Regions from separate parts of the Mus musculus genome. Here region 2 is linked to region 1. A link is a loop called in an ENCODE intact Hi-C map of the cell type or tissue named here. Cell type or tissue: left cerebral cortex. All regions are shown on one strand. Links, peaks and the distances in the headings refer to the core of each region. The heading gives the core; the rest is flanking DNA. Region 1 overlaps Gm40464 (a long non-coding RNA gene). Region 2 holds the start of Defb12 (defensin beta 12).

Region 1 (5,380 bases), core at 279-5,278:
CCCAAGACAGGAGGCTTTTCTTCCCAGTCAGTTACCAAGTTGCTAGTAGGGTTGGGGTGAAGGCGGGGACAGGGGGCAGGAGGAACCGACAGGTTCTTAGGGGGCAGTCTCGCGGTCTGTGTCAGATTTGCATGCTGTCCCAGCCTCCTAACGGCTGTAAGACACAATGGGTTTGTTCTGAAGCGAAATGGGTTAGTCACTGGGTGGTCATAGTCAGCGGGTTTGCTCAAAACAGAGTCCACTTAACTACTAGTCAGAGTGGTGTATGTGTGTATGTGTATCATGGGAGGAGGAATTTGAAAAGCTGATTGGGACTTTTGAAAAATTTCAGTTGTGTGTCCAGAAAAGGGAAAGGAAACACGCCTAAAATGGCATCTGAGCCTTTAATAGCCGCTTTGCTTTCAGACCTTTCTCCCAGGTATCCTTGAGGGGTTAATCCAGATCCCCCAAAGCCAGAAGTAAACCTTCCCACGGAAAGTCTTTCTGGGAGATGGGAAAGCATCACCCTGACATTTGTTTCGATGTAGAGGTTACACAGGACTGTGGACGTGGGGACAAAGATTGTTCTGAATCGTCCATGCCCAGCGGAAAAATGTTTTATAACCCTTGAGCAGGCGTGGCAGGAAATTACTAAGTAGAGGTCAGGCCTACAGCGATTCTGCCCCATAGAATTCTTGCGAAGGAATAAGAATACACAAATTAGGACTGGAAATAAATGCTGTTCATGATTAGTGATGGGTGGGGAACATTTCAATACATTTCTCAACATTTTTAGCCTTAAAACATCCCACCACACTCCCCATCCAAATTCCTAGGTGTACGGTTTGAGAAATAAAAACATATTCTATATTTCATTTGTTAAAAACAGTCCAAGGCAGGCAAGGTGGGGGATCAGGACGTTGGCTGCCTCTCTGGTCTGTCTTGTGTGCTGTGTCCAGTGTGGAGGGACATGGCCCCCCAGGTTCAGAATCCTATAAATGGAGATCGCAGAAGGGTCAGCTGGAAGACACAACTGGGGATTCCAGCTGGGATATTCTATCTGATTCTATTCTATTTGATTGGCTGTGTGGCAAAGGTGGTTGGTTCATAATCACACCTCCTGTGCCACCAGCCTCCCTTCTCTCTACCTTTCTTTTCTTCACAGCACTTATCCAGTTACGTTTCCTCCTTGGCTAATGTGTTATCTTTTACCAGTCTGCTATGGCAGGAGGTGAGGTGCCTTCATTAGACTAATGACACTGTCTCTAGACCTGACTCAGGGGAGGCTCTTGTGAGACAGACTTCCTGGAGAGACAAAACATGACAGATAAAAGCAATGGCTGCACCCTTGTCCAGCTTGGTGAACCAATGAGTATTTACTGTGGTGACTAACTGGAGTGGGGGACTCATTACTTACAAGGAGCAGGGATGTCTCAAAAGCAGCGGCAACATCAGAGAGATCACCCTGACATGGGTTTAGATTTCTCCTGCAGGCTCCACATGGCATTAGACCAGAAATGCTGGTATTCTCTATCCTTCAAGCTGACTGGGGAAATCTCGCCTGGGTAAGGTAGATGCGTTGAGAGATCCTTTATAGTCTCAAGATTCCCACTCTTGGTAAGTCCCAGGCCCTGGCTGATATGGCCCGATTAGATTGTTGGTGGCCTCTCTGGAGAATAATCCAGCTTCCCAGAGAAGACTTCCCTAGGGTAGGTAGAACTTCTTACGCACAGGATGTGTCTGTGCTCAGGACTAAAACGGGTCCTAGAATGAGCTAGGAGCTGCCTGTGATAGGCCATCCATCTCCTTGTTTCCCACAGGACTGCTTGTAACTCTGAAGGTTGCTGATTCAGGCCTCCCAAGCAGGGTATGTCCTCCTGCTGACCCCTCAGGCACAGGACCAGCTCTTCTCTGTTCCCTTTAAATCCTGCATCCCTACCTCTCCTGTGTATTTAGTTGGTGCGGAGACTTTCCTGCCATCATAAAGGTCAGGGGAAGAAGGCCATTGTAAGTGTTGGCAAGAGATGGTAGTGAATCCTTATGGTTCCCACAGGGCCCAGAGCAGAGGGAAAGGGGGAGGGGGAGGGGGAGAGGGAGAGGGGGAGGTAGAGGTAGGTGGAGGAAAAGAGGGGGAGGGGGAGGGGGAGGGGGAGAGGGAGGTAGAGGTAGGTGGAGGAAAAGAGGGGGAGGGGGAGGGGGAGGGGGAGAGGGAGAGGGGAGGTAGAGGTAGGTGGAGGAAAAGAGGGGGAGGGGGAGGGGGAGGGGGAAGGGGAGGGGGAGAGATCTCACTTGGTATGATATGAACGTGGCCTCTCTGTGAGAAGACCTTCCTGTAAGCTAGAAATACTTTCAGCACAGGTGAGTTCTTTATGTGCTGATAAAACATGGGAAGTGGAAGATGCCAGAATCTGCCTGTGAATAAGCCCTATGTATGACAGGCTCTTACCCATGTGTCTCAGGGGACAGCTCACAGATTCGGAGGGTTGCCACTTTAAGCCATCGAGCTAGGATGTGCTCTCCTGGTGTTCCTTCATATCTAGGACTGTTAGTCATTTCCCTAGAACCGTCAGTCATTCTCCTGGAGCCTTGTACCCCTGGCTTTGACAGGTGTCTCAGCTTCTGTGGGACCTGGGTGACCTGGGAGAAGAGTAGCCGAACAGCAGGATCAGATAGTATCGGAATCTATCATTTCTACCACGTCTAGGACGCAGATATGAGGTGCCTGTTGGACAGTGGTGTTCCAAAGCCCTGTGTTGGCTGTATTCATATGGATCAGGAATGCACAGTTTTATAGCTGTGCATGATATCATATGATATTGCAATGCAGAGTGAAGTCCTCAGAAGCAGCCCTCTGTCCCCTGATGAGTCTCCAATCCTGTGGGCAGCATGTCTTTACGGTTAGATTTGCTTTTATCCTGGATACTCCAGGTCAGTATCTCCTTCCAGACCTGTTATGTTTCCAAGTCTGGGGTGTTTGTGTAATTCTGGCAAGGATTCCCACAATAGGGCCCCTCCTGCTCCAGGGGAAAGAACATGACTGTGGAGGGTCAGCCATCAGCCAGTTTCTGTGTGCGTTCAGGCCTGTGCTGCACAGGGCTGTATAACTTTCTTCCAGTAGGGGTCTCAGCAGCTTCATTTTTGCAAACAGACTTGTAATCCTTGAATGGTTTCAGCTCAGAACGCAAACACCCAGCATGGCCAGCAGAGGGCAGCCGCGCATCCCATTCAGAACTGTAACTATAGTTGGTCATTCCGTTAGTCACCACAGGTTCTCGACGATTCCACGTATTCCCCCTACTTGAAAATAATATTTAAATCTATCATTTGAGAAGTCCATCGTGTATGCGGTGCGTTTTCATCTATCCATTCCTATTCTATCTAACTTCCCTTGGATGCTCTTTCCCATGTTCACCCCACATTCATGCATTTAAAACTCGTTAGAATTAGCCCACTAAGAGCAGTATGCACATGGGTTTTGGGTTACCTCTAAGGATAAGGACAAACCACCAGTGGCACATCCCCCAGATAAAAGCATGCTCCTATCTCAGCAGCCATCAATTACCCCAGCTCCTCGGTTAGGACTTGGCCCCTGGGACCTTTCCTTCCAGGCTCAACTTTTTACTAGGACGATCTTGTTCAGGCTGGGTGCAGGGAACAATAGCTGTTGTGGGCTCACAAGTGCTATGGCCCTGTCATGTCTGGAGCACAGCATTCCTTAGTGTCATCTCCATTCTTTGGCTTCCATGGTCTTTCCGCCCCTTTTCCGTAACAATCCTTGAGCTTTCTTTTTCCTCCCTCCCTCCCTCCCTCCCTCCCTCCCTTCCTTCCCTTTTTTTTTTCTGTGTAAAAGCGTTTTCCTTTGAGATACTCACAGTCTCCCATTTTCAATTTTGTTTTGTAGTTGGTGCTTTTGAGTTTAAGACAATGCGCTGGCTTTCTGTAAGCAGAAACATCTCTTTCTGTTTGCCTCTCCTCTAACAGGTTGAGGTTTATATTCGAGTATCTCACCCAACTTGATTTTGTATTAACATATGAATCCAGACAAGTACTGCGGGTCTGAAACCCAGTCTCTGGAGTTCATGCTGTGATTGGCTGAATTACAATGTAAAGTTTTGACTCTAGTAACACGAGGGTACTAACTAGGAATCAGTAGGGTTCTAATGTGTGGCTGATAGGCAGGGGAAATGTCTTATAACGACCCCAGTGAAGCTTACAAATACCTTCTGAGAGTTTCTGAACATTTAAAAGATTTAGGGGACATTGGTTTCTTAAGTTTCTGCCAGGAGAACCAGCATAATACATGCATCTGAAAATGTGAACTCTCTTTGCCTAAGGAGTTGCTAATCACCATTCTGCAGCAGGTGCCAGGCAGGCTTTGAGTTTCTTGGGGACATTCCTACCAGATACCTATCAATATTGGACTCCCATCAGTCTCCTCAAAGCGAGACACACAGTGTGACCAACTAAGAGGTGAAGAGTCCTCTAAAGAGCTGATTTAATTTCCTAGCAAATAGAAAGGTAAACTGGGAGCAGCGTGTGGGAGTGGGTCTTATGTACACGGGGCAATGGAAATAAAACAAGAACCCCAGTTCGAGCAGGTCATAATTAACAATATTGGCCTAGTTTCCACCCATTCTCCTTTTGATATTGTATCTCAGTGAGGTAGTCCCTGCATTTCTGTGCTTAGTTGTTTGGACGACACATGGAGTGTTGGCTCTATGTGCCCACTATTGCAAGTGAAACTGTCATCTCCCTTGGTTGACATGGGGGTTAGGGCACCGAAGCCTAGAGTTACTGGAATGTGATAGTGACTATCACACTCACTTCTCATATCTTTCTACCTCGTTCTTCCAGGAAGTGTCCCCAGATGGTCCTTTTATAAATGCAGGGGAGACACTACCCTATCAGCATCTTTGGAGAGCACAGCAGTGGTCTTTGTAAGTCACATCTTACGCAGAGGACTGTGGCCACTGACATCTGTAGCCAAAATGAGATGGGTGAGCATTTGGATCTCATGGCCATGGGGCCTTGTGTCAGTGTGGAGCTTTCATAGGTGAGGTAGATGTGGTGACTGGGGTTGGGCCTAAGTAAGCCTGAAGTTACATGCCAGTCATAGGCAGAAGTAGCCTATTCCCACATTACTGTTTCCACACTATCAGCTTCCATTTCTTCTTTCCCAGAGTAGGGTAATCCAGGCTTGTTGAATTGCCCATAATACATAGTGACAGCATCTTTGATCAATGGTGATCGATCCTTCACTGAGCAGCCATTGCTGACTTATTTCAAATGCTGCAAAATACCCACACTTTTTAGAACAGAATTGAAATTCACAAAGAACTCATTTTAGCCACAAGAAGGTGTATTTCAAAGAATGGTTGGCTTTATTGAGAGGGTGATTGTG
Region 2 (5,380 bases), core at 107-5,106, 160 kb after region 1:
AGTTCAGCTTGCACCAGCCCGCAATCTTCTCACTCTCTATGCATGTTCTCCTGCATTTTCCCCGGCCGAGCCTGCATGTCTCGCACACAGCAATCTCCCCTGTGCCAGGAAAGAGCTGCTGAGATGGTTGTTGGAACCTTGTGGGAATGGGAAGAATATCTAAGGCCTCCTGACAGGCAGGGTTTGCGTGTATGGCCAGCAGTGTTTTTTAGAATTAGACCAGAGATGTTGGGGATAGCTCAGTTGGCAAAGTGTTTCTTGGGTCAGCATGGGACCCTGAGTCTGATCCTCCGTGCCCAGGTAAAAAGCCAGGCACTTGTGTCACTCACGGTCCTCAGCTGGGGAAGCAGGGACAGCTGACTCTCAGTGGTCAGCCTAGCCGAGTTTGTGGTAGATTCTGTCTCACAAAACAAGGTGAATGAATGGCTTCTGAGGAATGACATTTATAAGTTTGACCTCTGGCTTTTACACATGAATGAACACACACAGACATAAACACACACAGACATGCACACACACACACTCACACACTCACACTGTAAGAAGAGCACTACCCCATAGCATCTGATTACCACAGACAGTGTGGAGCTGAAAAGAGTTAAACACAACAGGTAACCATCACCCGTGTCCCCCAGGTGTTTATTGTCTTTCACAGGTCTGATGCAAGTGACAGCAACATCTATTCTTCAGAACTTTTAAAATGCATGTCTGCACTGTTGAAAATTTACTAGTTAGCCTTTGCTTTCAAATCCTCGAAGCTGGAATGAAGAATTTAATCTCAATACTTGTTTGGCTCTAGTACCAGCTGCTTAATATACCTAGCCCCCTTCACTGGGGGATATAATAGAAATACCTGTGCACATTTTTAATTTGCTGAGTGGTGAAATGATTCTATGATAATGTTTGTATGATATTTACTTCTAATGGTGCTTTAATAATTAAGTGGCACAATCTATGTGTATTTGTTAAGGGTTGGAGAAATTAATTCTTCATGAGTTCCATAGTTCTCATGCTACTTAGTTACTTATATATTTTTATTATCATCATTATGCTGATGTGTGTATGTGTGAGAAAAAGAGAGAGGTGTATTGTGTTGGACACATGCATGTGTGTGCAGGTTCATGCACCCATGTATGTGCACACAAAACATCAAGAAAAAGGCTTTGAACATCTTCTTCTGTCACTGTCAGCTTTGAAGCAGGGCCTCTCTTTGACCCTTAGCTCATTTTTCCTAGCTGTTATGGATCCCAGTGACCCACCTAGCTCTGCCCTTGAACCTCCTAGCTCTGCAACCATTGTCCTGGGGTCACAGGCTCAAGCAACACTGGTGTGTGCTGGAGTCCAGACTTGGGTCCTCATAGTTGCACAGCAAGCACTTTTAACCTTTAACTTTTAGTCACTTCTTCAGCCCTCCAAGGATATTTCAATATTTCTTTGAATTTTGTTTGCATTGTGCTGTCTTCCCATGTAAGAGAACCTCTGGTGCACACCCAAAGCTTTCAACTAACCGTTATAAACAATCTCTAATGAGGGTGGCGCCTCATCTGCACCATTCTATGTGATCTTCCTCATCTGGCAGATGCCCTCAAGCAGACCTCGTTCAAGTTAGGAGAAGGAGAAAATACAGATAAAGATGTAATTTACCTCCTGGAAATGACTGGGAATACTCAAGTCCTGCCCAGGACCCTAAATTTAAAACAAAATGCATTTTAGAAAAGAATATTAAAGCAAGAAACAACACTTTATAAAATTTCTCCTACATGTTACATGGCTTTCGAGGGACTACTGATGTTATGGTTGCTGTTATTTATTGGGTTTCTCAAGACCAGCACTCCTGGAAGCCAGAAAGACCAGTGTACTAAACAATACAATGTAAATTAAAGCTCTGTTCATCTGGCTCTTAGGAAACATGAGTGGAGATCCAAGAAATCTCTGGGGAGAGGAGAGTTACTCTCAGTTTCAGGGTGGTGCATGAAAGAGTCATTGGGTTTCATGATCTACCCACTGCACCCCCCCCCCCATCAAAATCCCATCAACTTTGATTTACCTGATGGCAGTTCAACTACAATGAAGAACAAAGCAAAACCAAAATAGAACACCTCTCTGCTCAGAGCCATGTTTGAGGGGAGATTCTTCATCACAGAGAATCGGGGTTTCTTTGAGGAGACAAGAAAACATTTATATTGGAAAGTAGTGGGCTATGTTCTAGGTCAGTGAAGTGAATCAATGAAGAAAGCACGATTACATGCTCCATTTGCCAGGATCAAGAGCTGGGGCAGTGGGTAATAACCTTGAGCCTGCAAAGCCTTACTTCTCCATGCCTAACCAGCTTGTAGAATGGAGTGGACATTGGTTCAAGACTTGGAGAATTCAGGGCTGTGCCCACTTCTACTGCAGGAATCTAAGGGAGAGAATCCTGATAGGTCTCCATGACTTCTCAAGGAACAAAGCACAAGTATTGCCTTTGTAGCTTGTCCTGGGGATCCAGTATGATTTCAACTCAGGAGCACTTTGAATGCTCTCAGTGCTTCCAGAGCTATTGTGGGGACTGGAAGGCCATCCACAGATGTGCACACTGACTCTCCTCATTCTCACAGCTGGATTTATAAATTGTTCAGCAGAACGTGAGGAGTAACTGACCTTTTGCTATGGTAGCTTTGAATCCTGTGCCTGTCAGACATCTCATCACAGACCAGTTATAATCACAATATCCTTTAATAATGAAAACCATGGGCATCAAAAGGAATATTCATGTCAACTCCCAAACTGTGTCCTGCTTATTGCCACCTTGATGCTTATAGTTACATGATGTTCTGGTTTTCAGTCTTGGAGACAAAGGCAGGCTTGGTGTCACAGACTTGTAACTCAGCTACTCCAGAGACTGAGGCAGAAGCATCACAAGCTAAAGGCCTGTTTGGGCTACATAGTGAGGTCAGTGAATTCAAAGGCAGCCTGTGCAATTTGGTGATACTTGAATCTAAAATAAGTAAAAAGGGGCTGGGATGTAGCTCAGTAGAAAAGTGTTTGCCTGCCACACACACAGCCTACATTCAATTCTCAGTGCCCTCCTCTCATTCTCTCTCACATATACATGAAAATGTAGACTATGTAGTTAGACAGATACCTACTAAGTAGACCGCCTTGGATAGGTTAACAATTTTTGAAACCTTAGCCTCTTTATCCTTAAAATTGCGTTATATTGTTAATATCAGCCTCATTGGGCATTTGAGTGCATTGTACATGGCATAGAAGTGTTTATCAGAATGTCTGATTATCATCATCAACATCACATTTATATTTCTATATAACATTGAACAACCACTCCGCAAAGTGATCATAGCAATCTGACTCCTTTTTTTTAATTAGTTATTTTCTTTATTTACATTTCAAATGCTATCCTCTTTCCTAGTTTCAGTTTCCCCTCCAAAAATCCCCTATCCCCTCCCCTCTGCCCTTGCTCCCCAACCCACTCACTCCCATTCCTGGACCTGGCATTCCCCTATACTGGGGCATAGAACCTTCACAGGACCTAGGGCCTCTCCTCCCATTGATGACCAACTAGGCCATCCTCTGCTACATATGCAGCTAGAGCCACGAGTCCCACTATGTGTTTTCTTTGATTGGTGGTTATCCCGTCCCGTGGGATTCAGTTATTCGTGGGTGCGAGGGGGACCGCGAACCTGGAAGGAGATGGGAATAAAAGAAAGAAAGTAGGAGACCAGGAAGGGTACCTATCGAGGTCTCGTTTATTAGGCTGAGGTGCCTTCTTTTTAAAGCATACATCGCGGGGAATATGGGAGGGGTCGAGGGAGAATTATACAAAGAACAAAGAAGTGGGCATCTGCTGACATGGGGGCTGAAGTCAGGCGCCAGGCAGCGGGCACTCTGGATCTTATCTCTGGAACATCGATCCTCCTTGACAGCCTTGGGGGTCAGGCTAGGCTCAGGCGTAACTCATGTCCTTGGATGGCATGGGAACTCAGGAAGAGATAGGGGAGAGGGGACTATAATTCAGCTTTTACAGCCTCAGGTGCCAGGAAAGGAATAGGGAGGAAAGGGGGGTGACAACCAGTTCTCAGTACAAGGCCATTTGGCCTGCTAGGGAGATTGTGAAGGGCTCACTTTCTCACGGGATGGTCTCTGACATCTCCCCCTTCTGAATTAAATTAAATAAGGCCACACTTAACTGAGGTGATCAACTAATCTTTTTCATCTTTAGATGAGCGGGCATTACCATGGCTGGGGGGACATTGACCCGATTCCTCCCGTGGGTGCTGTCACAGACCCACACTTGTGGCTCTTGGTATCTTTTGGGGAGGTGAGGCAGAGCCTTTGAAAAAATTATTAATTGTAACTGAAATTAGATACCAACCTCTTCCTAACCGGGTTTGCCTCTCAGGGAACTCAGAAATGGTCTATTTGGACCTTCCCCTGCAATACTTAGTTTGCACCCATGCTGGGCCCATACTGGATTTGTATTTATTACGAATCAGCATGCACAATTCTGAGTTTTGTGCAGCTCCCGTAGGAGAATTATCAACCTCAGACTCAGTAAGGCCTCTGTAAGCATGCCAATTGTAATACCACAATTTGTGGCTCTTAAGCTATGACAAGAGCTGGAGGTCACCCTTCCTTGTCCCTATTGTCTCCAAAACCTAAGGAACCAAGGGGACTCTGCATTAGCAGCAAGGGTGGAAAATTGGAGACGAGTCTTTGTTTTTGCCTCGGTGGGAGGAGGATCTTCTTCATCTGAGTCCCGGATATCTAGCTGATGGTAGTGGACTGCAACCTGCTTACTTAAAGCAGCTTCAATCTGCAACTTAACAAAACTGGTTAATTTTTTAAAGGCCCAGGGGCCAAAAGACAAAAGCAGCAGAACACCCAAGAAAGGTCCCAAGAGTGTGGGAAGCAAGGTAGTGACCCAAGGAGAAGTAGAAAACCAATTTTTATACCAAAATTCTTGTTTCTCTTTGTTGTTTTCTCTCTTTTAAACTAGCTCTAACTTTCTCTATATTATCTTGAACTAAGCCAGTCTTGTCAAAGTAAAGACAACATTCTTCTAATACCTGAAATTTCTGTCTTTGTAGCCTTAATATGTTATATCCTGTCTTATTGTAGACCACTACTTCTAAGATATTAACCTTTGCCTCTAATTTTTTATCTTACAATAAGTTGCTAATATTTTATGCATATCATTAACAAAATGATCAGTATGCAGCTGTTGATCTAAAGCTGTGGTAGATATTGAAGTTAAAATTGCAACTAAAGCAGTAAATCTAAAAATTGCTCATTTGACCTTTTCCAAGTTTGTATTTCCGGATTTTTTAAACTAAGGATCATTTCCTAATTTTAACAGGCAGCAAAACATAAGGAGGTCTCT

Evidence for each region. A loop is a pair of places that touch in the nucleus more often than their neighbours do. Peaks named below come from ENCODE experiments on the same cell type or tissue, not always from the same donor. Only the 100,000 strongest peaks of a DNase experiment are listed, where the experiment ranks them.
Region 2: it touches region 1 in a loop (2.8-fold over the local background); 3 of 42 quality-filtered maps call a loop at or near these places.

Annotation. Positions count from the first base shown.
Region 1 is chr8:18,951,009-18,956,388 of GRCm38, forward strand. The region is part of intron 1 of Gm40464 (a long non-coding RNA gene); the gene reads left to right. It also overlaps a transcript of Xkr5 not described here. Among named protein-coding and RNA genes, the nearest start is that of Xkr5, 2.7 kb to the left of the region's middle. In left cerebral cortex, for the core only: a CTCF peak has its summit at 3,153 (motif pointing right); a DNase peak (open chromatin) is centred at 3,148.
Region 2 is chr8:19,112,683-19,118,062 of GRCm38, forward strand. Defb12 (defensin beta 12) reads right to left here and starts at 2,151. Exons shown (of 3, transcript NM_152802.3): 1 at 2,048-2,151; 2 at 1,645-1,686; 3 at 1-99. The coding sequence starts at 2,138. In left cerebral cortex, for the core only: no CTCF peak of the experiment used is centred there; no DNase peak of the experiment used is centred there.